Regions from separate parts of the Homo sapiens genome. Here region 1 is linked to region 2. Evidence: chromatin loops called from intact Hi-C (ENCODE). Cell type or tissue: A673. All regions are shown on one strand. Each heading gives the region's core, and the rest is flanking DNA. Links, peaks and the distances in the headings are about the cores only.

Region 1 (15,974 bases), core at 3,745-11,744, 170 kb before region 2:
CCGTTTTTAGCTCTTTGAGAAACCACAACACTGCTTTCCACAATGGTTGAACTAATTTACATTTCCACCAATAGAATGTAAGTGTTCCCTTTCTCTGCAACCTTGCCAGCATCTGTTATTTTTTGACTTTTTATTAATAGTTATTCTGCCTGGTATGAGATGGTATCTCATTGTGGTTTTGATTTACATTTCTCTAATGACAAGTGATACTGAAATTTTTTTCATATGCTTTTTAGTTGAATGTGTTCTTTTGAAAAGTGTCTGTTCATGTTCTTTGCACACTTTTTAATGGGGTTGTTTATTTTTATCTTGTAAATTTGTTTAAGTTCCTTATAGATGCTGGATATTAGACCTTTGTCAGATGTATAGTTTGTGAATATTTTCTCCCATTCTGTAGGCTGTCTGTTTACTCTGTTGATAGTTTCTTTTTTTTTTTTTTTTTAATTATACTTTAAGTTCTGGGATACATGTGCAGAAGGTGCAGGTTTATTACATAGGTATACACGTGCCATGGTGGTTTGCTGCACCCATCAACCTGTCATCTACATTAGGTATTTCTCCTAATGCTATCCCTCCCCTAGCCCCCCACCCCTCTGACAGGCCCTGGTGTGTGATGTTCCCCTGCCTGTGTCCATGTGTTCTCATTGTTCAACTCCTACTTACGAGTGAGAACATGTGGTGTTTGGTTTCCTGTTCCTGTGTTAGTTTGCTGAGAATGACACTTTCCAGCTTCATCCATGTCCCTGCAAAGGACATGAACTCACTCTTTTTTATGGCTGCATAGTATTCCATGCTGTATATGTGCCACATTTTCTTTATCCAGTGTATAATTGATGGGCATTTGGGTTGGCTCCAAGTCTTTGCTATTGTGAATAGTGCTGCAATAAACATATGTGTGCATGTGTCAGAATAGTAGAATGATTTATAAATCCTTTGGGTATATACCCAGGAATAAAACTTACAAGGGATGTGAAGGACCTCTTCAAGGAGAATTACACACCACTGCTCAAGGAAATAAGAGAGGACACAAACAAATGGAAAAACATTCTGTGCTCATGGATAGGAAGAATTAATATCGTGAAAGTGGCCATACTGCCCAAAGTAATTTATAGATCCAATGCTATCCCCATCAAGCTACCATTGATTTTCTTCACCAAATTAGAAAAAACTACTTTAAATTTCACATGGAATAAAAGAAGAGCTCATACAGCCAAGACAATTTTAAGCAAAAAGAGCAAAGCTGGGGGCATCATGCTACCTGACTTCAAACTATGCTACCAGGCTACAGTAACCAAAACAGCATGGTACTGGTACCAAAACAGACATATAGACCAATGGAACAGAACAGAGGCCTCAGAAATAATGCCACACATCTACACCATCTGATCTTTGACAAACCTGACAAAAACAAGCAATGGGGAAAGGATTCCATATTTAATAAGTGGTATTGGGAAAACTGGCTAGCCATATGCAGAAAACTGAAACTGGACCCCTTCCTTACACCTTATACAAAAATTAACTCAAGATGGATTAATGACTTAAATGTAAGACCTAAAACCATAAAAACCCAAGAAGGAAACCTAGGCAATACCATTCAGGACATAGGCATGGGCAAAGACTTCATGACTAAAACACCAAAAGCAATGGCAACAAAAGCCAAAATTGACAAATGGGATCTAATTAAACTAAAGAGCTTCTGCACAGCAAAAGAAACTATCATCAGAGTGAACAGGCAACCTACAGAATGGGAGAAAATGTTTGCAATCTATCCATCTGACGAAGGGCTAATATCCAGAATCTACAAGGAATTTAAACAAATTTACAAGAAAAAAAAACCCCATCAAAAAGTGGGCGAAGGATATGAACAGACACTTCTCAAAAGAAGACATTTATGTGGCCAACAAACATATGAAAAAAAGCTCATCATCACTGGTCATTAGAGGAATGCAAATCAAATCCACAATGAGATACCATCTCACGCCAGTTAGAATGGCGATCATTAAAAAGTCAGGAAACAATAGATGCTGGAGAGGATGTGGAGAAATAGGAACACTTTCACACTGTTGGGAGTGTAAATTAGTTCAACCATTGTGGAAGACAGTGTGGCCATTCCTCAAGGATCTAGAACCAGAAATACCATATGACCCAGCAATCCCATTACTGGGTATATACCCAAAGGATAGTTTCTTTTTCTGTGCAGAAGCTCTTAAGGTTAATTAGATCTTACTTGTCAATTTTTGCTTTTGTTGTGATTGCTTTTGGCATCTTTGTCAAGAAATCATTACCAGTTCCTAAGTCCAGGATGTATTGCCTAGTTTGTCTTCCAGAGTTTTAATAGTTTTGGGTTTTACATTTAAGTCATTAACCCATCTTGAGTTGATTTTTGCATCTGGTGCAAGGAAGGGGTCCAGTTTCAATCTTCTGCATATGGCTAGTCAGTTGTCCCAGCACAGGAGTCTTTTCCCCATTGCTTGTTTTTGTCAGCTTTGTTGAAGATCAGATGGCTGTAGATGTGCGGCCTTATTTCTGGGCTCTCTATTCCGTTCTTTTGGTCTATTTGTCTGTTTTTGTAGCAGTACCATGCTGCTTTGGTGACTGTGGCCCTGTAGTGTAGTTTGAAGTCAGGTAACATGATTCCTGCAGCTTTGTTCTTTTTGCTTAGGATTGCTTTGGATATTTGGGCTCTTTTTTGGTTCCATCTAAAATTTTTTTTTTTTTTTTTTTTTTTTTTTTTTTTTTGATATGGAGTCTCGCTCTTTTGCCCAGGCCGGAGTGCAGTGGCGCTATCTCGGCTCACTGCAAGCTCCGCCTCCTGGGTTCATGCCATTCTCCTGCCTCAGCCTCCCGAGTAGCTGGTACTACAGGCGCCCGCCACCGCTCCTGGCTAATTTTTTGTATTTTTAGTAGAGACGGGGTTTCACCGTGTTAGCCAGGATGGTCTCGATCTCCTGACCTCCTGATCTGCCCGCCTCCGCCTCCCAAAGTGCTGGGATTACAGTCGTGAGCCACCACGCCCAGCTGGTTCCATCTAAATTTTAAAATAATTTTTTTCTAGTTCTGTGAAGAATGTCGTTGGTAGTTTGATAGGAATAGCATTGAATCTGTAAATTGCTTTGGGCAGTATGGCCATTTTAATGATATTGATTCTTTCTATCCATGAGCATGGAGTGTTTTTCCATGCGTTTGTGTCATCTCTGATTTCTTTGAGCAGTAAGTTTGGTAGCTCTTCTTGTAGAGATCTTTCACCTCCCTGCTTAGCTGTATTCCTAGGTTGTGGCAATTGTGAATGGGATTGTAATTTGGCTCTCGGCTTGGCTGTTGTTGGTGTACAGGAATGCTAGTGATTTTTGTACATAGATTTTTGTATCCTGCACCTTTACTGAAGTTGTTTGTCAGCTGAAGGAGCTTTTGGGCTTAGACCATGGTGTTTTCTAGATATAGAATAATGTCATCTGCAAACAGGGGTAGTTTGATTTCTTCTCTTCCTATTTGGATGCCCTTTAGTGAAGTGCTGTAGTTCTATATTTTGACCAACTGCTGAGAAAAAAAAAGGATAGAAGGGATTGGGAGGGAAGGATGAGGTAAAATGAAAAAGAAGAGAAATGGATAGTCATTCCTGTCATGCAGATGGCAGTGCACATGGTTTGGGAGGCAACAAGGGGGTGAGCAATAGGGAGTGGGGGACTGTGGGCCCATCCTGGTGAGTGGCACTCGATGACAAACATGTAAACATTCCTGTGCTGTTGAAAATACAAAGGTAGACAATACAAGAGGAAAGACAGAGACTGGAATAAACATAGGAATTATACACAGTGGTGAAAAGAAAACCAAGTTTCATGAGTAATTAGCATTTTGGCATTTTAAAGGAGGGTTCCCTTTATACAGTCAAAAGCATAGTTACAGATATCCTATTTGGGTCCTGCCACCATGGGTAGAATGATACTAAGAGCCAGGTCCAGCTCCATACCATGCCTTTATCCTGGAAAGGTCTCTCTCTTGCATGACAGCTAGACCACAGTGCAGAGGATAGAATTTCTTCTAGCTTTTAGGCATTATAGTTGTACATTATTCTGCTTATTTAATATATTTCATGCAGCCTTAGCACATGAGGCACTTAGGCTCTTATATAAATAACCCCCCCCCATCCATTTTTTTTTTTTTGGTTTCAAGAAACTCACAGTCATAATGCAGGTCAGTAGGCAAAAGATTCTAGGTCTTCAATACATGTACAGCTGTAAACATGTAATATTACCATTGCAAACACTAATTCAGATTGTAAACTTACTAGAATTCAGTTGTACTGAATTGGTTTGGACTACAAGCTCTGCGATTTGATAAAGGGTTTGAAATGATTAAAACAAAATGTTGATAAATAACCAACAATCTGAGACTCTATCAGTGTGTGACAAGTTTTTAATTTAAGAACATTACATTCTTTTGTATCAAGTCCTTAGACAATATTAATTTTCAAGAACATTAAATTCTGTCTAGTGTAGTGAAGCTGATAATTATAATGCATAAAAATAGCTGAATAACCAGGGTAGTGCCAATTATTCTGTCACTCATGAGTAATCAATTATTTTTGTGCAGTACAATATAGATAATGCCTGCACACAAAGTAATAATGTACAGCACATAAATGAAAAATAATTTTTCAAAAACAGGGTGAGGCATGCCTGAAAGCTTTAACAAATTTACTTGAGAGCTAGGTTACATCTCTTTGAGGAGGGCTAAATTGAATAGTTTGAAGACATTTTGGTCCTGGGCTGGCCTGTGTGTCGACATCCCAGGAATGTGGGGTGCACAGCTTCTGTTTGGTTAAGATGACCCATAACCATTGGGAAGACCAAATGTCAGACACTGGTGTATAGAGTTGTGTGACGAGTGGAGCACAGGGACTGGGTGGATGGCAGTGGTGATGATGATGGCGGTATTAGGAATAGGTCTCACACTACCAGGATTTCCTTGCTGCCCCAGCAGCTACCCTACAAAGACGGATGCATCTTCTCTGAGGCTGATCCCAGGTGCCTCTTCTTCAGCTGTTTTCTGGCATACTCTTACCTTGGGAAGCCCTAGGCAGTGAGCCTTTCAGATGTCTCAAGTGCAGCCCCCTTCCTCAGTGACCAGCTCTTTCAAGAAAGCAATCCCGGGAAAAGGCAGATAAAATTCAGGCCAGAAGGAAGACCATTTTACAGGGTTGTTGTTGGAATTAAATGAGATGTTTTTGAGTATTTACTATGTGCTAGACACTGATTTAATAGACATTCAATTACTATTATTAATTGTCATTAATATTAATTATTATTAACTGTTAATAATAATTATACGGTATACCTAATTGCTTATTTCATGCTCTAACAATCGATTTCACCTTTGTGGAAAACTACATAGCCACAAAGGAGATAATAGAAAGATCCCTTTCTTTGTAAATACTGTGTTTCATTTTATATTTATGTATAATTTCCACTAAAATCCCTCACATTGAAGTATTTTAAGAAAAGGTACTCCAGAAGATGCCAGATAGAATAGTACACAAAGCAAAGTATTGGATTCAGTGGGTGACATTTATTGAGCATTCACAGAAGAGCTCTGTAAAGAGTGAACCTTGATGCTTTCCTCCGTGAGTGTGTAATACAGTGAGGGAGGAAAGAACACACACCAGGCACAAAGGACTTATCTTAAATGTAAGGAGAAGCCTAGGACAAGGTACATAAGGCAATGGGATAACTCAGTGTTAGAATAATCAGTTTTGGATGAAGTCAGGGAAAAATTTATGGGCCTTGATAGGAAGGAATGAGAGGGGGCGGGATGTGAGGGAATCACCAGCAACTGGGAGTAGAAGGAGGGCTCGAGTCAACCCGCCATGAATGTGTGTGTGTGTGCATGTGTGTGCGTGTGTGTGTCTGTTGGGGTAAGAGATAGGGAGAGAAACATTAGGTAGTAAAATCCAAGAGTGGAGGGTACGAGCTAGGGAGTAATTGGGAAGAAAGATCCTGGTTATTTTTATTGCGTATTAGCCTCTGTGCTGCATGATGGGGGTACACTGTGAACAAGGCAGATCCAGCCTCTGCCTTCCTAGAATTTACAGTCTAGAGGAGGACATAGATAAGGACCAAAGGCACAGAGATCAACTGGGACCACCTGCAATTGTCTGGGGGAGAATGATAGTGGCCTGAACTAGGTAGTGTCAGAGTGCTGTAGGCACTGTAACAGGTAAGCCCAACTTTCTCCATGGCTTGACATGATAAAGTTTGTTTTATGCTGTGTCACAGCCCAACATGGGTATTCCCTATAGATGGCCTTCTAAGTACTCAGTCACAGACCCAGGCTTCTTCTATTTCATGGCCCTGTGGTCCTCTGAGACTTGAGAGTCTGCTCCATTCAGCTGGTAGATGAAGAAACAGCCTGAGGAAGGCCCATCTGCTTCTTTAGTGCTAAATAGTACAAGTAACATCAGCTACACTCCATGAGCAAGAACTACTCATATGCTCCCTTCTCCACCCCAGACACTAGTGGTTTCCATGTAACAATTCCATACTACAGAAGAGGAGCACAAATCTTGGATGGTCAGACAGCAGTCTCTGCCACAGTTGGGTTGGTGAGCCATGAATGAAATAAAGTTACTCAGGAGCCAGAATCAACAGGCACATTAAACTTCTGTGATTGATTGGATATGATATCTGAAGGACAGGCAGGAGTTGTGGATGACTCCCAGGTTTCCAGCTTGGATAATAAATCACTGGTCCTTCCATTTACAGAGATAAAGAATGGGGGAGGTGTGGGGGGTAGGGAGGCAGGTGTGGAGGGGAAAGGGGAGAATAGAAATTTGATTCTGCATATGTAGAATTTCAAATATCCTGAAGTTATCCAAGAGAGGATGACCAATAACTGTTTGGATTATGTAGGTCTGACGGTTAGGTGAGAGGTCTGGGGTGGAGATGGGGATTTGGGAGTCATCAGTACATCGTGATTGGTTTCTTGAAAGAAGATAAGCACTCCATTATTTCTGTCTAGGTGAAAAGCAGTGGGATTTGAGATTAGAACTCTTACTGTAGGAAGGGGTACAGGGGAAGAGAGGAGCCAGCCTCAGTATCCATGACAAGGCTGGGAAGGTTATGCTGCATTTGATGAAATAGGGGAGTTGGAAAGGGGCGATGATTCAGTAGGGAGACAATTCTTAATTTTTAGCCGTTGAAGCAATAGATATTGATAGGGTATAAAATTATCGCATCAAAGAAGGGACTGTGAAGGCAATCCTCCTATTCTAAGCCATTGAATCATCAGGAGATATTGACTAGGAGAGAGAAGGGAAGGTCAGGACTGCAGGTATTGATTTGTGCATTCAGATTATATTGCGAATTAAACCATATGCTTAGACGCAGTCTTCTAGATACTAAGTGTTGGAAGGGAACCTCTGAAGGGCTGGACAGGGGGTTTTTCAGCATCCCCAGAGTTAGTAGGCAGAGGAAAAAAAGGAGTGTAAGATCACAGAGAGGAGAACACTTCGTGGAGGATGGGGTAAAGATAGGAGAATTAGAGGAGAGCCAAGGAGGAGAAAGTAGTCAGTAGCATGAATGGCAGGAAGTATTTACATGGGAACATGTGATGTTTCAAAAAACATGTGTGTGTAATCTTTCTCATAGGTTACCTTTTATAATTCTATCAGTAAAATGACAGTTCTCATTTGTGTAGCTTGTGCCTGAGTTAATGGGGCTGTTGCATATATGGGTGTTTGATTTTGGTTTAGAAAATAATTAACATGGCATAAAATCTTATTTCCTAAGAGAGTGAAAGGCTAACATGAGAAACCATGAATATGAGTTTGTAATCTTTTAGGAATGAAGGACATAACACACATTAAATGGTTTAGGGTCAGTAGGAGATTTGATTTAGAAGGAGCTATGAAAGCTGCAGAGAAAGAAGGGACAGGACACAAGAAGGATTCAGTACACTTGTAGCCAACAGATGTCAGTGTTGTGATACAATACACAGCAGGGTTTGGGAGTCTCCTCTCATGCCATACTTTAGGCTCTGATTTAATGTATGAATTTTGTCAGCTACCTCTCCCCCTTAAAAAGTGTCAACACAAGTTCATTATAATGAAAGCTTTTCTGTATACAGAGAATAGCTTCTTACACTCTGGAAATTTCATCTGATCATGAGAATGGAGGAGAGTTGATGCCATTTCAGTACATCTTTTTGCAACAAACTGCAGCATGATAGCAGTTGGGTGAAATTGTCTGATAATGAATGTCTTGGAATGGACCAGGGTTTTGTGCAGGGAGGGGCTAGTTAATGGTAAAGAATAAATTGGCTAAATGTTAGCAAATATATTTTTTTTTGGAGACAGTCACTGGCTCTTAAGAATGCCATATTTACCCTTTCATCAGGCTCCATTGTGTCCTTTGAAAATTTATGCTGACTTAAGAGATGCAATAGATCTGTGATATGTTCCATTCTTCTTGCCTCATGCCTAGGTGTTACAGGTCCTTGGGCCCAGTGGTTTTGTGGGATTTGTGCAGCTCTGAGAGTACCAAGAGTAGGATAAGCAGTTGATTTCTTTCATTGTGACTGCCTGATACTGTGACCAAAAGCACATGTTGTTAGAGGCTGATCTACATGTATCACTAGGCTGCTGTTCTTTAGACCATTATACAAAGTGGCGACCTGGATATTAAACTTTTTTTTTTTCTAAGATGGAGTCTCACTCTGTCACCCAGGCTGGAGTGCAATGGTGCGATCTTGGCTCACTTCTACCTCTGCCTCCTGGGTTCAAGCGATTCTCCTGCCTCAGCCTCCCGAGTAGCTGGGATTACAGGCACATGCCACTATGCCCGGCTAACTTTTGTATTTTTAGTAGAGACGGGGTTTCACCATGTTGGCCAGGCTGGTCTCAAACTCCTGACCTTGTGATCTGCCTGCCTCGGCCTCCCAAAGTGCTGGGATTACAGGAGTGAGCCACCGCGCCCCGCGGATATTAAACTTTTAACTGAATGACGATAAGCTTGCAGACAGAATTATTTTTGGCTAAGTCCAGTTTCCTTTAGGCTTTGTTCCTGTGGCTATTGTTGACAGCATAAGAAACTGTCTGGTGAAAGTGCAGGAAAGAATTCAAGGATGAGCTGGTACTGCTAGCAACTTTTATTGAAGCAGCAGTGTGCGGCGGCGGCGGCGGCGGCAGCAGCAGCGGTACTGTTCTTTGCACAACAGGGCTACCCCACAGTCAGTGTGCCCAGAGTAGCAGTTCAGAGGCAGTTCTGCACTCATTTATACCCACTTTTAATTTTTAATTTTTTAATTTTTTCTCTGTTCCCTGTAACTTTATTATAATAAATAATCCAGCACCCTCACCCCTCACGTGGGAGAACTCTGAGTCATGTTCTTCACTGTCTCCCAGAGGCCCCCAGTGGGATTGAGCCCCAGTTGCTCACACTCATAAACTGCTCATTTTTCCTTTCTTGTCTCCCTTCCCCTATTCCCCTACTTGTTCTTTCTTTCTTTTTTTTTTTTTTTAATTACACTTTAAGTTCTGGGGTACATGTGCAGAACATTCAGGTTTGTTACATAGGTATACACGTGCCATGGTGGTTTGCTGCACCCATCAACCTGTCATCTACATTAGGTATTTCTCCTAATGCTATCGCTCCCCTAGTCCCCCACCCAATGACAGGCCCTGGTGTGTTATGTTCCCCTCCCTGTGTCCATGTGTTCTCATTGTTCAACTCCCACTTACGAATGAGAACATGCTGCGTTTATACCCGCTTTTTAGAATATGTAAATTAAAGGGCAGATTATGCAGAAATTTCTAGGAAAGGGGTGGTAACCTCTGGGTTGTCAGGTCATTGTCATGGAAAGGGGTGGTAACTCCCAGGTGTTGCCGTGGCAATGGTAAACTGACATGGCACTGTGGTAGGCGTGTGTCTTATGGTAAGCTGCTTCCACCCTGTCCCTGTTTTAGCTAGTCCTCAATTTGATCCAAGCCCTGCCTAGAGTTGAGTCCCACCTCCTACTTCATTTTGGCCAACATTCTTCCAACTTCTGGTTGGAAGAAGTTCTACTCTCTGCTTTTGTGAGTTCATGTTTTTTAGATTCCACATATAGGTGAGATCATGCCATATCTGTGTCTGGCTTATTTCACTTAACACAATGTCTTCCAGGTTAATCTAGGTTGTTGCAAATGACAGGACTTCCTTTTTAATAAATGTCTCTTTTAATTGAAATTTTGAGATAATTATAAATTCACATACATTTGTAAGAAATAATATAGAGAAATCCCATTTACCCTTTATTGAGTTTTCTCCAATGGTAGCATCCTGCAAAACTATAGTACAATGTCACAACCAAGACACTGACATTGATAAAACCTACCTTTTTAAATTTTAATTTTTGATTTTTTTTTTTTAAGAGACAAAGTTTTACTAGGTCACTCTGGCTGGAGTGCGGTGTTGCAATCACAGGTCACTGTAGCCGCAAGCTCCCAGACTCAAGCAATCTTGCCTCAGTATCCTGAGTATCCTGCCTCAGTATCCTGAGTAGCCAGGACTATAGGCATGTACCATGACACCTGGCTAATTAAAAAAAATTTTTTTTTTGTAGAGATGGGGTCTCACTATGTTGTCCAGGCTGGTCTCAAACTCCTGGCCTTAAATGATCCTCCCACACTGATATCTCAAAGCACTGGGGTTATAGGTGCAAGCCATTGTGCTTGGCCCTTCCTTTCTTTTTCAGATTTCTCAAGTTTTATTTGTACTTGTGTAAGTGTGTATTTTGTTCTCTATGATTTTATCACGTGTTGGTTCACACACCCACCACTGCAGTCAAGATCCTGAACAATTCCATCACTGCAAGGATCCTTCATGTTGATCTTTTATAACCACACCAACTTTTCTCCCTCCTGCCATACCTTCTATTCCTAATCTGTTATCCATTTCTATAATTTTGTAATTTCAAGAATGACAAATGGAATTATACAGTCTGTAAGCTTTTGGGATTGGCCTTTTTCATCAGCATAATTTTCTTGAGGTTCATTCAAATTGCTGCATGTATCAATAGTTCATTCCTTTTTATAGCTGAGTAATATTCTCAGCAATAAAAGGTATGTAGGTATGATATATGTATGCACTACTGTTTGTTTAACCCACCTGTTAAATGACATCTGGACTGTTTGCAGCTTTGACTATTACAAAAAAGGCTGCTGTAACAATTTGTGCAAACATAAGTTTTTTTCATTTCTCTGGGATAAACGCCCAAGAGTACACTTACTGTGCTGTATGGGAGTTGTATATTTAGTTTTATAAGAACCTGCCTGTATTAGTTTCCCATTGTTGCTGCAAACTTGATGGCTTAAAGAAAACACAAATTTGTTCTCTTGAAGGTCTAGAGGTCAGAAGTCTGCAATGAGCCTTACAGGGTCAGCAGGGGCTAATTTTTCTTCTGGAGGCTCCAGGGGAGAATCTATTCCTTGCCTCCTTTAGCTTCTAGAGGCTGTTTGTGGTTCCTTTCTCCATGTGTAAAGCCAGGTTTGTAGCGTCTCCTCCTCTCTCTGACCTCCTGCCTTCCTCTTAGAAGGACTCTTGTGATTATATTGCACCTATATATCTACCTAGATAATTCAGAAGAATCCTGTCATCTCAAGATTTTAACTTAATTACATCTACAAAGTCTCTTTGGCCATATAAGGAAACATTTTCAAAGGTATAGGAGATTAGGACATGGACATCTTTGCGGGGGAACGATTCAGCCTCCCACACTGCCAAACTGTTTTCCAGAGTAACCAAACCATTCTACATTTCCACCAGCAATGTACGAGTGATTTTTTTTCCTGCATTTTCACTAGCATTATTTGATGTTGCCACCATTTTTCACTGTAGCCATTCTGATTAGGTGTGTAGTGATATCACATTGTGGTTGGCTCTTATTTGCATTTTCCTGATGGCTAATAACATCAAACATTTTTTCATGCTCTTATTTACCACTGTGTGTCCTTTTCATTGAAATATCCATTCATGGGTTTTGCCCATTTTCTAACAGATTTTTAAAAAACAGAATTTGGAGAATTCTTTACAATTTTAAATACTAGCCTTTTGTCAGGTATGTGATTTGCGAATATTTTCTCCCAGACTGTAGCCTACTTTTAATCCTCTTCACATTATCTTTTGAAAGCAAAAGTTCTTAACTGGATAAAGTTCAATTTATCACATTTTCCTTATATATATCATGCTTTTTTTGTGTCAAGTCTGAGAACTTTTTGCCTAGCGCTAGACCTGAAGTTTTTCTTCAATGTTCGTGTTTCTAAAGTTTTATAGTTTTATGTTTACATGGAAGTCCATAATCAATTTTGAGCTAATCTTTTTAGAAGAAATAGATATTTTTAATAGAAAAAATTAGGTGATATGTGCCGATTTTAATATCTTTTGGGTCCTGAAGACTGTATTGATGATGACACTAGTTTAGTAAGACTGTTAGTTGGTTCCAATGTAGCTATGTACTTTGCAGATAAACTGTGCCTGATGGCAGGTTTTTTTTGTTTTTTTGTTTTTTTTTTTAATGGAGTCCCACTCTGTCACCCAGGCTGGAGTGCAGTGGCACGATCTCGGCTTATTGCAACCTCTGCCCCCCAGCTTCAAGCAATTCTCTGCCTCAGCCTCCCGAGTAGCTGGGACTACAGGTGCACGCCACCATGCCTGGCTAATTTTTGTATTTTTAGTAGAGACGGAGTGTCACCATATTGGCCAAGCTGGTCTCGAACTCCTGACCTTGTGATCTGCCTGCCTTGGCCTCCCAAAGTGCTAATGGCAGGTTTTGACAGCAGAAAGAAATCCAAAATGTTCCTGATTACCCTGGGCATAGTCCTGGGCCCTTTTTCATGTGTACCTGTAACTTTGTAGTTCCTTTCTGAAGAAAACTAATGAAAAAGATTCTGTGACATTTTGAATCTATGACATCCTACTCAATTTGTTTTGCTATGGGCTTGAGTATTTTAACTGATGTCTCATGAGAAAGCTCTGTGAACTGGTTTAATTTTCTTGGTACTGGTTGTTTCAGTACCCAATTCTTCTGGTTTTGAAAGAGGGAAGCGCCCTTTTCAGTGGTTAAGCATCTAAGTTCCATGTCATATTGTTGGACTATGGCTAGAAGGTATTGCTGAGGCATGTGATAGAATGAATTTTGGAAAGGGATCAGGAAGAGATTGTAAAAGCTTAAAGATATTATCTTGAAGGATAAGACAAAAACATAAGGTTTACATATATTAATGCATATCAATATTAATGCTGAATGGTAATAACAGACTGGTAGAGGGAACAATCCGATGCCTTTGACTCCATCCCAGGTTACATAATAAAGAAGTAAACATAAACTTGTATCTTCCTCTGAAATATTCAGGAGCATTCACTGTCATCAATTCAGACAAATTCTTTTTCTGGTTATTTTATATTACAGATTTCATGATGGATTTTACATTCTGCATATGGGAGAAACAAATCCGATAGAATACAATGTATGTACTCTGAGTTTCAAAAAGCCAGTGTGGAAAGTGGAGTGGCTTTTGTAATAAATATAGCAACTGTATTGGTAAAGATAATTATAGAGCAATTCTACCCTTAGCCCTTGAAGATAGATTCCACTGAAATCAATGGAATTACATGCATGGATCAAAGATTAGAATGTTGATTAATTTTCACAGGTCAAATTAAATCAGCCCACAAACTAGAAGCTACATGTGCTGGAAGAGCTGTTTTAAAATACTGTATAGAATCATATCTTTATATTTTTGCAAAAATTATTAGTTTTAAAGAGAATATTTTATACATGTTATTTTGTTGTCAAAAATATGATAAAATAGTATGAATATTATTGCACACATATCTTGAAAACTATGAACGCATAATTTCAAGAACCTGAGTGATGTATCTATTCTCCATAATTGTAGCTTGATTGTAGATCACCAAACAGGAATAAGCCTCCAAAAGTAAAGAAGATACTATTATAGTTAGCATTTTCCTTCAAAGCAAAGAGGGGAATGAAGGCAGAAAACCTCGGTGTTCTTGAGCTAACAGTGAAGTTTCCTCCTTTCACTTGGTCTCAACTTAATGTGCTAGTCGTTCCTCATTCTCAGTCTTAGAGAGAGCACAGAAATATTATATGACATGCAGACTCCTTCATTAGATGGCAGCTCCCTAACACTATGTGTCCAGATTAGGTGGGACCAGATCACACCTTCTAAATATCCTACTTAAGATGTGAATCTAGAGCTAAAGAACCCCAAATAAAATATCCTGTGTGATGTTAATGACTCCACCAGGGTCTCTGCTTTTGTCTTTTTGGATAACTTTATCATATTTTCTGAACTTGCCTCACCATCTTTTGCTTGTAGACATTTCCATGATAGACATACCCTTATAATTTTATTTTTGTATAGTTTCTGCAAGCAGAGTTTGTATGAATGAAGTGGGACTGTGTCCCTGCCCAATGATTGAGTGTGACAAATGTTCACGTTAGCCTTAAAGGGCCCTTCCTATGGCTTTGTGTGGCCATTTGGTTGAGGGCAATGTTTGACTTCCCCGGTCCCTCCTTGCAAATTAGTAGCTCCCTTCTGTGAATTTCCTCAGCACTTTGATTCTCTCTTAGAGATTTTCTGAAGTTACCTTGATATAATAGCCATGTATACACCAGTCATCTTTCTTAGTAGACTGGAAGCTTCTGAAGGGCTCATGCCTTGTCACAGTTACTTTTGCATCCTCACATGGCACCTGATTGGTGCCTAGAGCAGATTGGGCACAGGATAACTGTGGACAGGTCGTGTGTATGTTTTCCGCATATTCTGAAGTCTGAGTGAGGCATGTATGCTACTTAGCTGAGCTGTGTATGTTGTAACATTTTAATGATAAGAATTTTATTAGTCTAGATTATGGCTTTTAGATCAGTGTGTCTGCTATCCTTTTGACTAAATTCTCTGCATTTATGCCTTCGAAAAGAGAAATTCCTATCTTCTGTCTTTGCTCTCTTGTTTTTATTTCTTAGGATACAAAACATGCTAATTGGTGCACTTCTTGCTAATCATTACTTTGTAACTAATCATCAGAGACCTTAAATTGAGAAGAAAATGTGTAAAATTCATGCCCTGAATTTGTTTTGAGGAGGTCACTCGGGTATTTTCCTAAAAACAGAAAATTGCAGTCTTAATCCTTTTATCATTAATATTAGATGGTCCTTAGGATCAACATATTATATAGTGAGCATGAAGAAACAGCATAATATTCCTACAGAGAAATTATCTTACAAAAAAGAGTGCCTCCAGTTTTCATGCACAAGTGTTGTATAAATCCAAAGTATGATTATTATTATTTTATGTTTTTAATTATTATTAAAAATGGGTCTATAAAGCCAGGAAGTTTTATGTTTTCCAGGAAAACAGGAAACAAATCTGGTTTTACTAATCATACCTAGTAGAAAGCTACTAATTTTCTTCCAAAAATAAAATAGAATTGCAAGTGGGTATTTAAAAAATGCATTAAAATGGCAATGTGCGCATAATTTAAATGAGCCAAGAGCCTGCTAATTATTCTGGCATGTGTTCAGTTACTTTTGTACTATTTCTCCTCTAATGTAAACAAGAGAATTCCTCCTAATTGCCCAAAATAGCTTTTAGTAGGTATTGGTTTTTTCTATTTTTGTATAAAAACTACAGTTTGCATGTTTAATAACTAGACACAAAGTGTGATTATTTAGAATTTTTCTCTAAAAAGAATACACTATTACCTATATTTTTCAGCCTTTAAAATCAAATTAAGGTGCTAATTAAGCTATTAATTTACTAGAGCAGAAAATAACTATACAATGTGTATCTGGAGGAATAAATGGCCTCATGTGCATCCAAATGAGGTAAAAGTGGGCTCAGACATACTCATGTAACATAGTATATGAAGCACAATGTGTAGTGAAGAAACCAGGCCCTTCTCTATAGTATTCTTGAT
Region 2 (15,974 bases), core at 5,004-13,003:
TAACCATAAACTTTTACCTGTTTCCAGTCTCTTTTTGTTTAAACATCATTTTTTTTTTCCTGGCAAGCCTCTATATTCTCATTCACACCCCAGTAAATCACTAAGAGATTATTGATGAAGATATGTGTATTTGGGTGTTTGAAGGATTGTAACAAAAATCAAAAGTAGAATAGAATTTTAGAATATATGCTTTCTGCATTGAGGACTTCATTTGCTTTATAGCCTTCTTTATATTTGTTGATATTCTTTCTTGCCCTGTGCCAACATTTTAGAAATACATTTTTAGAAATTTCTTACAAGATTTATCAGTATGCTACCAATAACAACACACACTCTCTCTCTCTCACACACACATACACACACACACACAGACACAACTTTTTATCCATGTAATAACAAATATCTTGAATTTATAATGTGTATTTTGCCAGAAGTTAAGTGGTTATACATCATTGCTTTAGCTTTACAAAATCACTAGATCACTGACAGATTGTTCTTTTGGTTTTTTTTGTTTTGACATTTTTTCATATAGTTAAAACCCACAGCACTCAATTTCATCACCCAGGCCCAATTCACAAACTTAATCAATGGCAAAGTAAAACTGGCACCTCTTGATTTCCTGGTTTATGTTTTTTGGGTGGAGCTGATTCCTGAGTATGAAAATTGTGTTAGGAAATAATATTAGGTACCTGCAAGAAAATACTGGAAGATGGTTACCAAACATCCTGTGTAAGTGTGATTTTCTCATACCTCAGGGCCCTGCCTATTAAAAAGTTGGATCTAGATGTGTGTTGATCTTGCCTAGTCAGCCAGTTTTGATATATTACTAGCATGTCATCATTCCTATGTAGTAATCTATAAAGAAAATTTGGCAACCCAACATTTGAAAAATAATTTTTAATATTTTTAGCCAAGTTACTATTTAGAATAAAACTATGTCTAAAACTAAATTCATCAGCCTGTTATCTACGATTACTGCTCCCATCCTACTAGAACTGACTCTCCTTGCTTGAATTCTTCATTTTATCCATGCTACCACCACCACTTTGCTTATTACGTAGACTTCAAAGTCTTATTTCTTCTATGAATCTGTTCTTGACAGTTCCAACTCATAGAGACCTCTTCTGATAAACTCACATTTACCTTACCATTTATTTTTCACTTCTATCCTTTGTGTTATTATTGCGTTATTAATTACATTGCCCCCCATGATTAGACTAAGCCCTTTGAGACCCAAGGCTAGCAGTTTTACCCTGCAGCATGTAGAATTATGAAAGAATGGATCACCAGGCCTGTCCCCATTCTTCCTGTCCTGTAAGCTATCAATAAGTTTTGATTTCTTTTTTGTAGTGTCTTCTTCATGTCCTATTTTTCCTGGTCTAAGCTTTCTATTGCTCTACTCTTGGCCTTCTCTGGTTCTTTTAGTATCTTCTGTTTATAAAGATTATGGATGATTTTTAGAAGATTCTTGGGATAATTTTTTGGAGATATATGGGTGATTTTCAGCTTTTTCCTATCTCAGTTTCAATTTTGAAACTCTACCACAAAATTCTACCTCTTTATACTTACATTTAATATTTACTCAATAACTGAAATGTTTTGAGAGTGTGTATCTCAGAAGCAATAGTTTGGATATGTCAAAAAGGTGGGTTAATCACACTTTTACTTTCAATACAGAATAAAAAGACAGAAGAGTAAGTCATTGCAAATTAAGGCTAATAGTTATTTTATTTCACCACCTGATATTTTGTATATACCTTCGATTGAGCCATAATTCTGTTGAGTTGTACATGGAGAATCTAGAGATTTAGTATTTTAAAATGGAGAAAATTGAGGTAAGTGATTGCACAAGGTCAAATGTGTAGCTGATGAAGAAGTCAGGAATAGAAGCCAGCTATCTCTTAAAGATTATTTTAATATGTAATAACATGTTTTTAAAAAGTACAAAAAGGTATACTGTGAAAGGTAAGTTTTTTCCCTACCCCATCTCTCAGTTCTTCCATTACCTTCCCCAGAGGCAAGAAGTTACCAATTTCTTGGACTTTCAAGAGCTATTTCATGTATGTGCAATCAAGGAGATGTATACATTGTCCTTCACACAGATGGTAGCATATTATGCATACCTTTCTGCACCTTGCTTTTTTTTACTTAACAATGTCTGAAAATTGTAGAGCCCGGGATTTTTTTGTTCCTTGGTCCATGAACTTTCCATTTTGCTATACTGCCTATTATTATTAAACAACTGTTTTTTGTTAATATGAATGGACAGAGTATTAAATTATTATTTATTTCTAGCATATTGAGTACCTCACGTGCAACATGATGTAGTATTTCACATTTCTTTCAGGAAGAGAGGGTCACTGATTTATGATAAATAATGTTGAAAGTTAAAAAATAATAAGGGAAATTTATAAATAGCTGTTATTGCTGGTTACCAAAAATAGCTAATTGTATATTTACTTTTCCATTTGAGAAAGAATTGGCAGATGAAGTTTTCAGGGAAATCATTTACCTTCAGACTTGTGTAAAAATTTGTACTGTGTGTACAAACAGTTTATCTCAAGGCCAGTGAGAAGCAATGATGTTAAAATGTCAAACCACAAATGTTTGTTTCATTTTCTAAATTTTAAAATCTCCAACCTCAAATGCATATCACAGAAATAGTCTTTCATTTGTTTCTCAAAACAGCTTGTAACTATATATTTTTATCTTGATATGATTCATGATCATCTATATAAAAATACACCATTAATTTTGATCATTCTGGGTTTTTTTTTTTGGCCAGCTTATCTATCAGTGCAATTATTGCTTTAACTTTCAGAGAAAAATAGAGCCTGTCAGAACCGTTTGATTTTAGATCTTATGGACCAAATTGTGTCACAAAAGACAAATCCATTTAAAAATGTGTCCCATGCCAAATGTCCATGATAATATTCATAGAGGTTGAGTACTTATATTTGAACTTCATGTTAGATAATTAGTCAGTAATTCTGCTTTCTTCCTAAAGATGGCAGGCCTTCTCAATGTATTATTTACTTGGTAATTCTGTCTGAAAATACTATTAGACTCCAACCATTGTTGATTGGAAAAAAAGTTAATCAGACTAAAAATATATTTTCATAACACCATCATCATAGTTAAAATTCAGTTGTTGAACAAGTAAGATCATATTCTTGATGTTCATAGCTTTAGCACAGCTTTTACGTGTGTTATCCTCAACCCTGAACACAGGGTCCTAAGGGTTCTTACTGCATTCTGACTTTGGAATTCTTGATGTAAGATAATGAACAAAAAGTCTTGTCAAGAACTGTGATTAAGTCATGTTAGGATCCTGCCATATTTATAAGTTTCTCTCCTATGGAGATGATGTCAGAAAACAAAAACTGGCCAACAAAACATCCCAAAAGGAAACAACACCCCTAAGTAATGATGTATTGCATATATTTGTGGACATCTGAAATATTTTTATATTTATTCTTTGGTAAAAGTTTATATGTCCAAGTTCTACTTGGACTTTTTCTTTTTGCTTAGGTGACTGATTCTTTTAATAAGCAAAATAAGTACTTATCGGTGCCATTGGGGGGAAAAAACCACTTTGGCCTTATCTGCTGTAAAAACTAAGCTCACAAGTTAGTGCTCTAGAGCATGGAAAAACACTATATTTTGTTCCTTTTCTCATCATTTCCATTTCTAATTAAAATGGTTATTGTGTGTGTGTGTGTGTGTGTAATCGTGGGATTTTGCTGTTTAAAGAAGGTGGACAGCAGGACAGAGGGCAGGCTGGCCTCCCTGCCAGGCCTCACAGGAACTTTGATGTGGCCACTGCTTTCTAAGGCTGACCCTGATTATTGGTTCATCCAGAGAGGTAACTAGGTATTAGAAGACTGTATCCCTTTAACCGGCTTCATAGTAGTGTATAAATTCCACAATTCAGTTCTTTAATTTGAGATGGGAAGTGTCAGGCACAATCATTTCTCATGTTTATGGTTCAGTGCATTTTCTCCCAATAGGCAAATCTACATGAAAAATAAATTATAATCAGAAGGTTGCTTGGTGAGCATTGAATCAGCTCTCAGCAACCAGTGTCAGTAAGCTCTGGTAGTGCAACACACTCATCTTCCCCATAGGAATGCAACTGCCACTCAGACCAGATATTGTTCAATATGCAGAGCATCCTTTCTACTAGACCAGGCTGCAGATGCATGGCCAGCTTTTGCTTTCTTCATTTCTTTTCTTACAGAGGTATTATAGACTTTCTCTTTTGATACTTTTTTTCTATTAGAATTTAATGCAGTTGAGTTGATTAATGTATGTAAAACACTTAGCCCAATTCCTGGTATACAGTAAGTACATGATAACTATTATTATGAATAAGCATAACTGGTTTTGAGTCCAAGTCATCTTGTTACTTGTAATATCAAAGACAGTCTTTTGGGCCATGTTTATAGATGAGTGTGATCCATCTTTTACATTTTGAGTTATTTTCATCCTTTAATTCTTTTCATTTAATTCTTCAATTTTATTTATCCTTAATGTTGAATCCATGAGCTAATTAGGACAATGCCTTTGACTGTATGTGATCTTGCTATTGTTTTAACTTTAAGATTTTTATTCTTTTAAATTTCAGTTTCTTGCTCTGAAATACCCCATTCTCCACATTTCCCCCACCTGTCATGTGAATCTGTTGGAAGAGATGATCTTGAAGTTGCTGCTCAGTTCCAGAATACATTTGATTTTACATCTTATTTGAGTATATGATGTCAGTTGTAGCCATTTCCATCTAACTGTGCTTGCCTTCATTTTAAGCTCTGCTTAAATTCTTTCTCATAGAGTGTGAAGTTATTTTGAAAATGGTAGCAACATCTGAATCCTTAGAAGGATGGCCATGGCACTGGGAGGTTGTGATTGAAAAGTCCATGGGTAAATGTAGGATTTCAGCAGTCAGCAGTGACACTACAGACCTGACAGATACACAACTGACAAATCAAAACATTTGTGTGAAAATGAGTACAGAAAGGAATGATTCAGATGAGTCAGTTGATCACCCCAGCAAAAATAATCATTGTCAGTCTTCTCTCCATCCATCTGGGAAGTGAGTTATTCTTTTAAGAGTTGCAAAGAAGATTCAGGAAAACAGGAAAAATTACCACAGCTCTTTCTGGTGCTTGTAAAAATACATAATATGGTGCATTTTTAAAGGTGGTGGTCTCAGAACCACATTTTGAGAACTGTCAAAGATAGGAACCATTGTCAGAGTTCAGAAGAGAGATCATTTCAGGCTGCAGTAGTCAGGGAAAGCTTAATGAAAGAGACTGGCTTTGGTCTAGGTCTTGAGAGATGGACAGGATTTGAATAGATGAGAGCAGGGAGAAAACATTTTTCGATGGGTGAAATGCCAAGAACAAAAGTACAGAGGTGGGAAACAATAGTGTAAGGGGAGTGCAGAATCAAATAGTTTGACTCAAAGGTTCTTAAATGTGGTCCATGAAAGAAAATTAAGGCCCTACTTCTGTCAAATGACATCACTCACTTCAGACTTGGAAGAAATGGGCAGCTCTGCATATTTCTCTTCAGCATGCAAATGAATGAAACTGTTGATGCCTCTCAGTGCATCCAGCTTCACATTTTCATGTGCTTGCTGATGTCATCAAAGGAGAACTCCATTTAAGAACACCTTTTGGAAACTGGAAAGACTGTCAACATCTTCAAAATATTCGTTCTCAATAAATATTCAAATGGAAGAAGAAAAATTGCACTCTGGGGGCAGCTGGTGCACCTGTGATGTCAGCAACACAGCATGGTTTTCCTGCTTGATGAGGAAAGGATTGCTGCACGTCATTGTGCCTCGGTGCTTTCCATATCAGCAGCTGTTACCACCTTTCCAAAAGGTGTTGCCAAGAAACAGGAGCAGGGTAAGATGTTTTTCTCTAACCAGACAGAAATCTGCTGACTTTCCAGAAGTCTAATTGAACTTGAAGGCAGAGGAAATAATGTGACTTGAATCTAACTTGAAAGTCTTGGAGGAATTTGGTGTTACAGTGTGCAGGCCACCTTAACCTGGCAAATTCCATTCTATGCAATTCTGCTTTCGTTCTATTAAATACGTACCTTTGTGAGTCAAGGATTTCAGCACTTGTTGCCATAGGGAAAAAGTTGTAATGGGTTATCAAAGATGAAGTATATGTTGCTATGTCAAAAGCCAAAGCACAGTTTCAACTCATTTAAACTAGATCTCATTGAGATGTACTACTGAACAGTCAGAATTTTCTAAATTTTTTTTCCAGGAAACAGTCATTTTTCTTTCAAAAGAGAACGGAGGCATAATCCTTTACAAATATTGCTTATGTTCAGTAAATCATCTTCCAGTGCAGTGAAACGAAGTAAATGGTGTATGCACTTCTGCGCATGTTTCTGGAGGAGGAAGTCCATATCTTTAGTCAGAATCTCTATCGATTTAGCTATTGTGGAGGCAGTAGGTTGCTCTGGATAAATCTGAGCAAAGGAATGAGAGGAAATCAGCTCATTTGAAGAATATGGGATGCGAAGCTTTGACACGACAATGGCGAGTAATTTAGGGATTCAGGTTATCCCCCGCATCTGAGTAATCTGAAGGTAATTTTCTAGCTAGAGCTTCTCAAAGGTAGGAACCTTGTGTTATCTTTTTTGTTCATACTGTCTGAGCACAGTGCAGGAGACATAATAGGGACTCCAAAAATGTTGAGTTAAATTGAAATCACTGTATGAATAGTGAAAGCTGGACTGTAGCACCAATAATAAATGCTCTTCTGTCTTATTTGTATTTAACATTGTTTGGTTACATCATTTGGGGAATATTAAGGTTTTTGAGAGAAAATGTTTTATTAAAAGCTCCTATAACCTTCATTTTATTCAGGAGCAGGTGGTTAACACAAACTTTTGGCCTTAAGAGGATTTATTCTCTTTGGACATTTTATTTATTTCTGATAATTTTTACCAAAAGTATGCTTCCAGACACAATAATTGTATCCAGTACCTTCAGGGTGAAGGAAACTTACAGGATGGTGTGATTACTTATGTCATCTGTTTAAGCAACAAAGCAACATTCCAATAAACATCTAATCTTGGATTTGCTCATCATTAGATAAAATCAGCCTGACAACTCTGAGCTCACTTCAGCTTAAAATATATCTGAAACTTACAGAGGATCTTCTATCAATCTAATAACAAAGTCCTGGAACCCCTCTCCTGTGTTATATTATTATAATTTTATTATCACTTTTATGCATGTTCCTGGAACAAGGCTTAGCAAAACAGACTCCCTAGGTATTAACTTAAAATTTTAAATTAATTTATGATTGGGAGACCAGGATGTTAAGCTTAGATTCTAGTTCATTGCCATATTTTAGTTTTGATCCCATTCAATTATTTCAAACTAAAGAGAGATTCATTGAATTACTCTAAAACATTGGTATGATCTAAAACATTTGTCCCACATTTTTCTGTTTTTAGCAAACTGTGTGTTCCCAAGTCTGGAAATTACAAATCAAATTACATTTCTCAAAAGCCCAGATTTTTTTTTTTCTAAAGTGGAAATTATTACTAGAGTTAAATAAGATATAATGTCACAAAAGACAGTAGCTTTGATTAACTGCAAAGTGTTTAAGCAATAAACTCTTCTGTAATACTGTAATTTACGCAGAACTTTTGAGGAAGATAAACTACTTTTGTGGACTCTTCATTTTTTAAAATCTTTTGATGTCCACCACTTTGCTACACAATAGAAAAGAAAGATTTTCATAAATTTGAATTGAGATAAATATAGAATGGGTACATAAGAATGGAGTAAAATTCCTTGTATTATATTTTTTACTGTAAAACAAACTTGTATGAAATTTGGGAAACATAAGTTAAAAAAGCGTTACCTGCAGCTTTATCACCTGGAGATAACTGCTTAACATTTTGATGTGTTTCTGTCCATTATTACATATGTGATGTGTCGTGTGTACACACATGTACACGTAAGTATACACTCACATGGTACAAATGGGGATGAAACTGATTTTTTTCATTGCATATAGTATCAATTCTTTTCCATATCATTACGTATTATTTCACAGCATTATTTCAATAGCAGTTTAGTATTCGCTGTAAGAAAAAGACTATAACCAATACCTTATTGTTGGGTGTAGGACATTCCCATTTTTTTTTTTTTTTTGCCATTTTTTTCTGGCATTTTTTTTTTCTATTATAGATACTGCACTGAACACCCTGTATGAAAAGTTTGTAGGTATTCATAATTATTCCTTAAGGGAAAATTCTCAAGCTAGACTTTCTGGGTCAAAGAGTATTCAGACATTTAAGGGTTTTGATACATTTTCCTAAATTGCCACCAAGTTGTTGCATGAGACCTGAATTGGATCTGTTTTCCTATGACCACCGCAGTTTTCTCTCTTGGCACCCTGTTGGGCGAAAGTGGCACCGCACTGCCCGTGGGTCTGCAGCTCTTGCGGGGCTGAGAGGCGTCGGCGCTCTTTCCTTGGTTTCTAACCCGCATATCTTTGTCTTTCCTCCCTGGGGACCGCTGCCACCCGTGCGGGCCGAAGCCTCGCGAAGCCGTCGTCCCGCAGCGCCGCCGCCCTGCGCCCGGCCGCCCCCGGGAGCCGCTGCCTGCCCGCGGGCGCCGTCACCACGCGTCAGGCCGCTGCCAGCTGCCGCGCCAAGCTCCGCGGCGGCGCCGCCCGAGAGCTCCAGCACGCTGCCCGGGGCCTGGGGAAGCCCGCGGCTCCGTGAGCGCCGCCGCCTGGCCGCCGGCGGGACCTCGCCCTCGCTCCGCACCGCCGTACCTCAGGCGCCTCGCCGCGGCCGTCTCCACGGGCCGACCAGCCGTCCGCAGACCCCTGAGTCCTCTGCCTCGCCTCAAACCCCTTTCACCCCTTGCCCTCGCCGTCCCTGGTTTGAGCCAGAACTCTCCCGCGAAGCCCTCTAGAGGACCACGTGCCTTAGGGACAGGCTGGGGGCGGCCTCCGTGCGAGTCGTGGTTGTTCGCAGAGCAGCACGTCCTCTGCCTGCCAAAATCCCGGCTTCTTTGAGAATCTTGTCACTGGACAATACCATCCTTTTCCTTTCAGCCTGTAATTTATAGATTTCCTATTCCTAGTGAGTTTTGTCATGATTAGTTCTTCAAAGACTAGCTCCTACTTGAACCTTCACCTCAAATCCTGGCATCGACAAACTAGTTTCCCCCCGCCCACCTCCCCACCCCCCCGCCACAACCCCAAATATTGCCATCTGCCAGAAGATTGTTTTAATAACTGTCCAAATCCTCAGTGACTGTGGGGTGCTTGACACAACTTGGAGTTGTGTTATGCACAACTGTGGTTGAACTTGAACTCCAACATCCAGTCCCCTCCTTCCTGTAACTTCATCTCCAGTAATTATTTCTCCCCTTCAGAATCAGTCCTTGCTACCACAGTTCTAGACCATGTCATCATTAGAATCCGCATCCTCTCTACAGTCTTGTCTGTGGTGACCATGGCCTCTCAGATCTCCTGCTCCACGGAGCGGAAGTGACTGACAGGTCCCCCTGCCTTCCCAAGGCATACACTGCTGGGTTTGCACTGAAGCCATGCTTCTCTGGCACTACTCCCAGTCAGTGAGCGGGCACAGCACGGGGTGTTGGTGGTGGCACGTTCATGGAAGATGTAGGACTCCTCTGATGAGCAAGTTTGGCTTGGAAACACCTGAGCCGGCTGGTTGAAACTTTCTGAGAACTATGCTGCATGCAGCCTGAGGCTCTTGGGCCCAGTTCCCCTCTCCTTTCACAGGTGTCAGACCTGTATTATGATATGAAGTCTCCCTTCCCCGCTCCTGCTTCCTTCTGTTTATCCTTCACAGGAGTTCCCTTAATAAAACTCTTGCACATTGAACCCTGTCTTGGTGTCTGCTTCTAAGAGGACCTGAACTAGCACATCATCAGACATTCCATGCTCTGATCACCATCTTCCTATCCTAGATTCCTTGCTCACTGACAGCTAATTCGTTGCTTCATTTTTTCCCCACTGTTTATCAGCCCCTGTCTTGCGTTCTCGTCCTTGCTTAGTCTAGATTCTGTGATCCATTATCATGATCATTCTCCTTGAAATGCATTGCTTTCAGCACTCTTGAACAGCAATTTCTTAATTTTCCTGGCAAAATCTCAACTCTGGAGAAATCTTACCATCTGCCTTCCATGGGCCTTACTGGGACAACTGAACATTTTCTTTGAGAAAAGTACACAGTTCAGCCAATTCATTTTTACTTCCAATCCATTAACTCAAACCTCAAGTTGGTGCTGTTGTTCCTACTGTAGTCTCAGTTCTCCACATCTGAGACTACTCTTCATACCTTTTCATCTCCTCAAAATGTTCTGATCTTTTCCTCCCTGTTTACTTCACATTTGCCTGAGAAAACAGAATTTACTACATACAGACTTTCTCATCTTGTCACCACAAGATCCTCCAACCCAGTTACCTTGGTAACCTTCCTTTTTGTGATAATAGAGGGAGCTTCACAGATTAGCTCCTCCTGTCATGCCCCGAATCCCAGCCCCCTTGCCTTTTCAAGGACTTCTTCCTTAGGTTTTCCCCTTTCTCTCTTTTGCATCATCAATCCTGCCTCCTCTCAATGGATTATTCCCTGCACACATGCTCCAGTGTCTTTCATCTTAACCACACCTTCCCTCGTGCACGTCTTCTCCATCTGTGAACCATCTCTCAGCTCTCCTTTAGAACTAAACTTTTTAATGGAGTTGTCTATTCTTTCCTACCGGGATATTGTGACACCAGTCCCACCTGGTCTCTCTGCTACCACTCTTAACCACTCCAATACGTTTTTGATAGAGTGGTAGCAACAACCTTTCTCACAAATTGAATTAAGCAAATTGTTGCTTTTAGGATAAAATCTAAACCCCTTTACCATGGCTCACATAGCCTTGCACAGTCTGACCCTTACTTATCCTTCCACCCCCGTCTATGCTCCTCTCTTTATTGCCCACTCGAATGCAGCCACACTGCTTTTTCCAATATGCCAAGATATTTTCTGCACCTCAGGGGCCTAGGAAATGCTGTTGTCTCTGTTTAAGCTGCTTTTCACAGCCACCCTCTCTCCCACCACAACCGTATCCTTTAGATAACTGATTAAATATAACATCTTGAGAAAGTTGTTATATTTCTGCACAGAGCACTCTATTGAAAGTAGACCCTCCCTTTCTGTCCTCCCATTTGCTGTATCAGTCCTTTGTTTCCTTCATCACTCTAATCCTGTATCTCAACTTGTAGTGTTATTTATTTTTTTATTTACCTTTGGGGGGGGGGTCTATTTCCCATACTAGAATGTATAAAGGAAGAGACCATGTTTGGATGTCTAGATTCTTCAACATTGTATTCTCCGCCTGTAGCACAATATTTGACACATATTAGGTGCACAAGAAATATCTGTTGAAGGAATGAATGAACATATTTGATATTTTTTCTGTTGAGGGTTCACTTTTCATTGATTTGTAAGAACTTTTTATATATTGAAACCACTAACCATTTGTTTGTTCTGCATGCTGCAGACATTTTGCTCTTTGTCAGATATCTATCAATTTAATCCATGATGTCTTTGATAAACAGAAATATTGCATTTTTTATTTAGATAAATCAGTCTTTCATGATTTCTGCTTTTGGTGTTATGTTTAAAGAGGTCTTCTCTTTCCCAGTGTTATATAAATATCTGTCTATTTTTTATTTCATTTTTTCAGATTTGAATTTTTACTCCAAATGGAATTTATTTTTGATATAGGTGTGATTAAGGGTCTAAATATTTATTTAGTTGTTGTATCATCATTTATTGAAAACTCACTTTTCTACTGTTTTAAAAATTCCACATTTATCAAATACTAAATTCCTACACACACTTGGAGCGGTTTCTGAATTTGTTGTTTGTTTAATTTTTTTATATCCTCTATTCCTTAACCATGCTGTTAATTATTGCCATTTTATCATTTGCTTTACTGTGTGTTAAGTTTCAATGGGGGTAAATGTTACTCTTCTTTTTTAAATATTTTTGGCTATATTTTTTCATGTATTCTCGCAGATAAGCTTCAGTTATGTTTTGGTCACATTCCAAAAGAAATTCTATTGCCATTTTGTTTGGAATTGCTTTAACAATATAGACTAATTTGGGGAGAATTACCAACTTTGTAATATTAAATTTCTTATTCAGGAACTTGTCATGTGTTAAGGTTACTGAAGACAATCTCCAAATGTTCTTTAGTAATTTTGTATGTTTTGCATATTTTTATTAATTGTATTGTTAGATATTTCATTTCTTTGTTGCATTTGAATGGGATCATTTTTCCATCATTTTTTATTAGTGGCTACTCCTTCTGGGGTCAAGCTATTTATTTTTGTGTTTGATAACTTTTTTGAACTCTTTCATTAATACTCCCTAGTTGATTCTCTTCTAAGTAGCCAATCATTCTTAAGTATAATTAATGGTGATTTTTCTCTCTTCCTTTATAATATTTATACCTCATGTGTTAAATAAATGATGGTAATAACTTTGCCCTTATTCCTGATTTGTTAGGTATGCCATTAAATTTTACCAGCTTTTAAATGTTAGCTCTTAGACTGAAATACAGGTCTTTATCATGTTAAAGATGTGGTTTGATGGTTCAAATATACTAAGCATTTTATTAGAAGTTGTTCAATTATATTAAGCATACTCTAGGCAACTAGAAATGATCATGTGATTTTACTTCTCTGGCCTATTATCACAATAAATTATGTTAGTAGTTTCTCAATACTGGATTATTTCTGCATGAGATGTATCCTGTTAAATAATGGTGGTTTTTCCCTTTTTTTCTTGTAACAATGTTGAACTCAATTTCTTACATTTTATTTGGATTATTGCATTTATATTTATGAATAAGATTGGGTTGTAGTTTTACATTTTTGAATTCTACCTTTATCAGCTTAAAAACCTAGATTGGTACATAGCATATGAATTGCCTATTCTTTGGGGTCTGGAGAAACTCACCCATAACATTGTTTAGGCCTCAATCTCTTTAAGGGAGGATGAGTAGAAGACAATTCTCTGAAAACTTAAAAAACCTTTTTCTATGGTTTTACTGTCACTTCTTGAGTATCAATTTAAAAAATCATATTTTTAAAGAAAAACATGCATTTTCAGAGAATTTTAAAATTTGTTGTCTATATATAATTATAATTAAAAATATTTTTCTCTGTATCTCTGGTTATTGCTTCTTTCTCATTTCTGGTCTTTTTAGTTACTTTTTTCCTTTCTTTTATTAGACTTGCCAGTCTTTTTAAGGAACCAGCACTTGAGTATTTCATCAGTTCTATTTTTTCTATTTGTTATAATATTAATATAACTTTTCATCTTTAATTCCTTCCTTATTTTTAATGTTTATTTTGTTGCTTTATGAATGTTTTGTACTAATTGATGGCTTAGTTCATTTATTTTCATTTTTTAATTTAATAATAGGACACGTAAGACTATAACTTTGCCTTTGGGCACAGCTTTGACTGCATCTCAAAAGTTTTGGTATGTAGTCTCTTAATTGTTGCTATTTAAAAATAATGGATTATATTACTGTTTTTATTTTATTTTTGATGTATTATTTAGGATAGTATTGTGAGGTTTTTGTTATTTGTTAATCCTACTTTCTTTTTAATAAAGAATAAACTTATTAATATTTATGTTGCTACTTTAATAAAGAGCTGATTTTGTTTGGAAAAAGTGAAATTATATGTGAAGTGGTCTCATCTGAAGTTGTATACAAGCACCATGGAGAGTTCCTTGTCACACGATTCTACCAATAGCATCAGCTAGTGGCAGCTATACTAATTATTGACAGCAGGGACTTGGTATATCACTAATGCCAATAATTTACAGGAATTCTGATTTTATAAAGTCCTATTTTTCCATATGAAAGTTAAGAAAGAACTTTAAAAATGTTTATTGGACCAGAAATCCTAAAGTATGATAAAACTTAAAAGGTCATCTGCTAACTAGAGCAACTCATCAAAGTTTATGAAATCAGGAAGGATTTGAATATTGTGAAAATGGACTGTGTCTCAAAATGTTGGCATTAGAACAATTTTTCTTTTAGACTTGGCAAAAGTATTTTGAAAAATATTTGTTTTTTATAATTACAGATGTAATTTATGTACAGAAATAAAATAAAAATACCCTGTAACTTCATTACCCAGAGAAAAGCACAGCTAACATTCTGTTGTATTTCCTACTAAGATTGTTCCTGTAAATCTTTCTCTTTTTCTTTCTGTTGAATTGGGCTCATATTCTTTTTCCTTATTTTTTTCACTTACTATTTGTGAGCATCTCCCTATGATGTTGGAAATGAAGACGATTGGGAACTCATTGATCTCAGTAACTGTAGCTCTAGGGCAGGGCTCTTCTTGCTGTGGTTTCTACTGTCCAAGCTGCTTGCTTTTCAGACTGGAGACTTGAAGGCTCCATAATATCCTTCCACTTAATTCCTTTTTTTTTAACTGGCCATAAGTAGTTTCTATCCTGTGTACTCAAGAACTCTGATACAGTGATTTTTTTTTGGATTGATAGCATTTTCAGAATTCTACTGCCAAGAGATATATTATGCATACATGTGCAGGCATGTGTATATACACACACACACAAACAGACATACACACATGCATGCACACACATACACACACATCATACAAGTCTGCGAAATATAACTTACTTTATTTGTCTATTTGGGGATTCACAGGCCACATTCTTATATTAAAGGCTCCTGGACAGGTGCAGTAGCTCACACCTGTAATCCCAGCACTTTGGGAGGCTGAGGCAGGCGGATCACTTGGGTCAGGAGTTTGAGACCAGCCTGGCCAACATGGTGAAACCTTGTCTCTACTAAAAATACAAAAAAAAAAAAAAAAGCCAGGCATGGTGGCACACACCTGTAGTCCCAGCTACTTGGGAGTCTGAGGCGGGAGAATCGCTTGAATCTGGGAGACGGAGGTTGAAGTGAGCCGAGATTGCGCCATTGCACTCCACACTCCAGCCTGGGCGACAGAGTGGGACGCTGTCAAAAAAAAAAAAAAAAAAAAAAAAAAAAAAAAAGCCTCCTAGAAGTTCTGCATTAAAGAAAAAATGTTTGCTTCAAATTATGTATTTCTTTCAAACATTTTGTTTTTGAATACTTTCTTCTAATAAGACCTGTTAATAATTTTTATACAACTTTGGAAACAGTGAGTTTGTTTATTGGCTTAGCAACATACTCATGGGCCTTTAGCTTTGTTTCCACATATCAATGTCAATTAAATTAGCATTAATATCAACTCTCAATTGATTTATCATATGGAGAAAATTTACTTTCTTTTTTTGTTGAGATGGAGTTTCGCTCTTGTCACCCAGGCTGAAGTGCAATGGCGCGGTCTCAGCTCACTGCAACTTCTGCCTCTCAGATTCAAGCGATTCTCCCACCTCAGCCTCCCGAGTAGCTGGGATTACAGTCACGCACCACCTAAATTTTGTATTTTTAGTAGAGACAGAGTTTCACCATGTTGGCCAGGCTGGTATCTAATTCCTGACCTCAGATGATCCACCCGCCTTGACCTCCCAAATTGCTGGGATTACAGGTGTGAGCCACTGTGCCCGGCCAGAGAAAGTTTACTTTCTGATGCCTCTTGTTGCTTACTGATTTGTTGGTTCCAGCAGTGCTGTAGGATGTGATCTCAGGATTGCAGTCAGACTCAGGCAAGACAGGCCTTGCTTTGGACTCATACTTTACAGGGCTCTGCCCTGGCCCTCCTTTGGGTACTCCTGCTTTGCCAGGGTAAAGCATCTATGCAGCCAAGGGAATATGTCCACCTGGAACCTAAGCCTTCTTCTTTAGGCTACATTTTGGGCTCCTGGGGCCCAGAACTCTCAATCCAAACAGCCCTACCTTCAGGTCCATCCAATTGTGC

What was found. A loop is a pair of places that touch in the nucleus more often than their neighbours do. Peaks named below come from ENCODE experiments on the same cell type or tissue, not always from the same donor. Only the 100,000 strongest peaks of a DNase experiment are listed, where the experiment ranks them.
Region 1: it touches region 2 in a loop (6-fold over the local background); 29 of 110 quality-filtered maps call a loop at or near these places.

The regions. Positions count from the first base shown.
Region 1 is chr7:127,506,705-127,522,678 of GRCh38, reverse strand. LOC105375490 (a long non-coding RNA gene) reads left to right here. Exons shown (of 5, transcript XR_007060511.1): 3 at 13,441-13,498. Among named protein-coding and RNA genes, the nearest start is that of LINC03012, 38 kb to the right of the region's middle. In A673, for the core only: a CTCF peak has its summit at 7,947 (motif pointing right); a DNase peak (open chromatin) is centred at 7,978.
Region 2 is chr7:127,340,652-127,356,625 of GRCh38, reverse strand. It overlaps a transcript of ZNF800 not described here. Among named protein-coding and RNA genes, the nearest start is that of ZNF800, 44 kb to the left of the region's middle. RefSeq lists a silencer at 8,496-8,865. In A673, for the core only: no CTCF peak of the experiment used is centred there; a DNase peak (open chromatin) is centred at 8,735; H3K4me3 peaks cover 340 bases.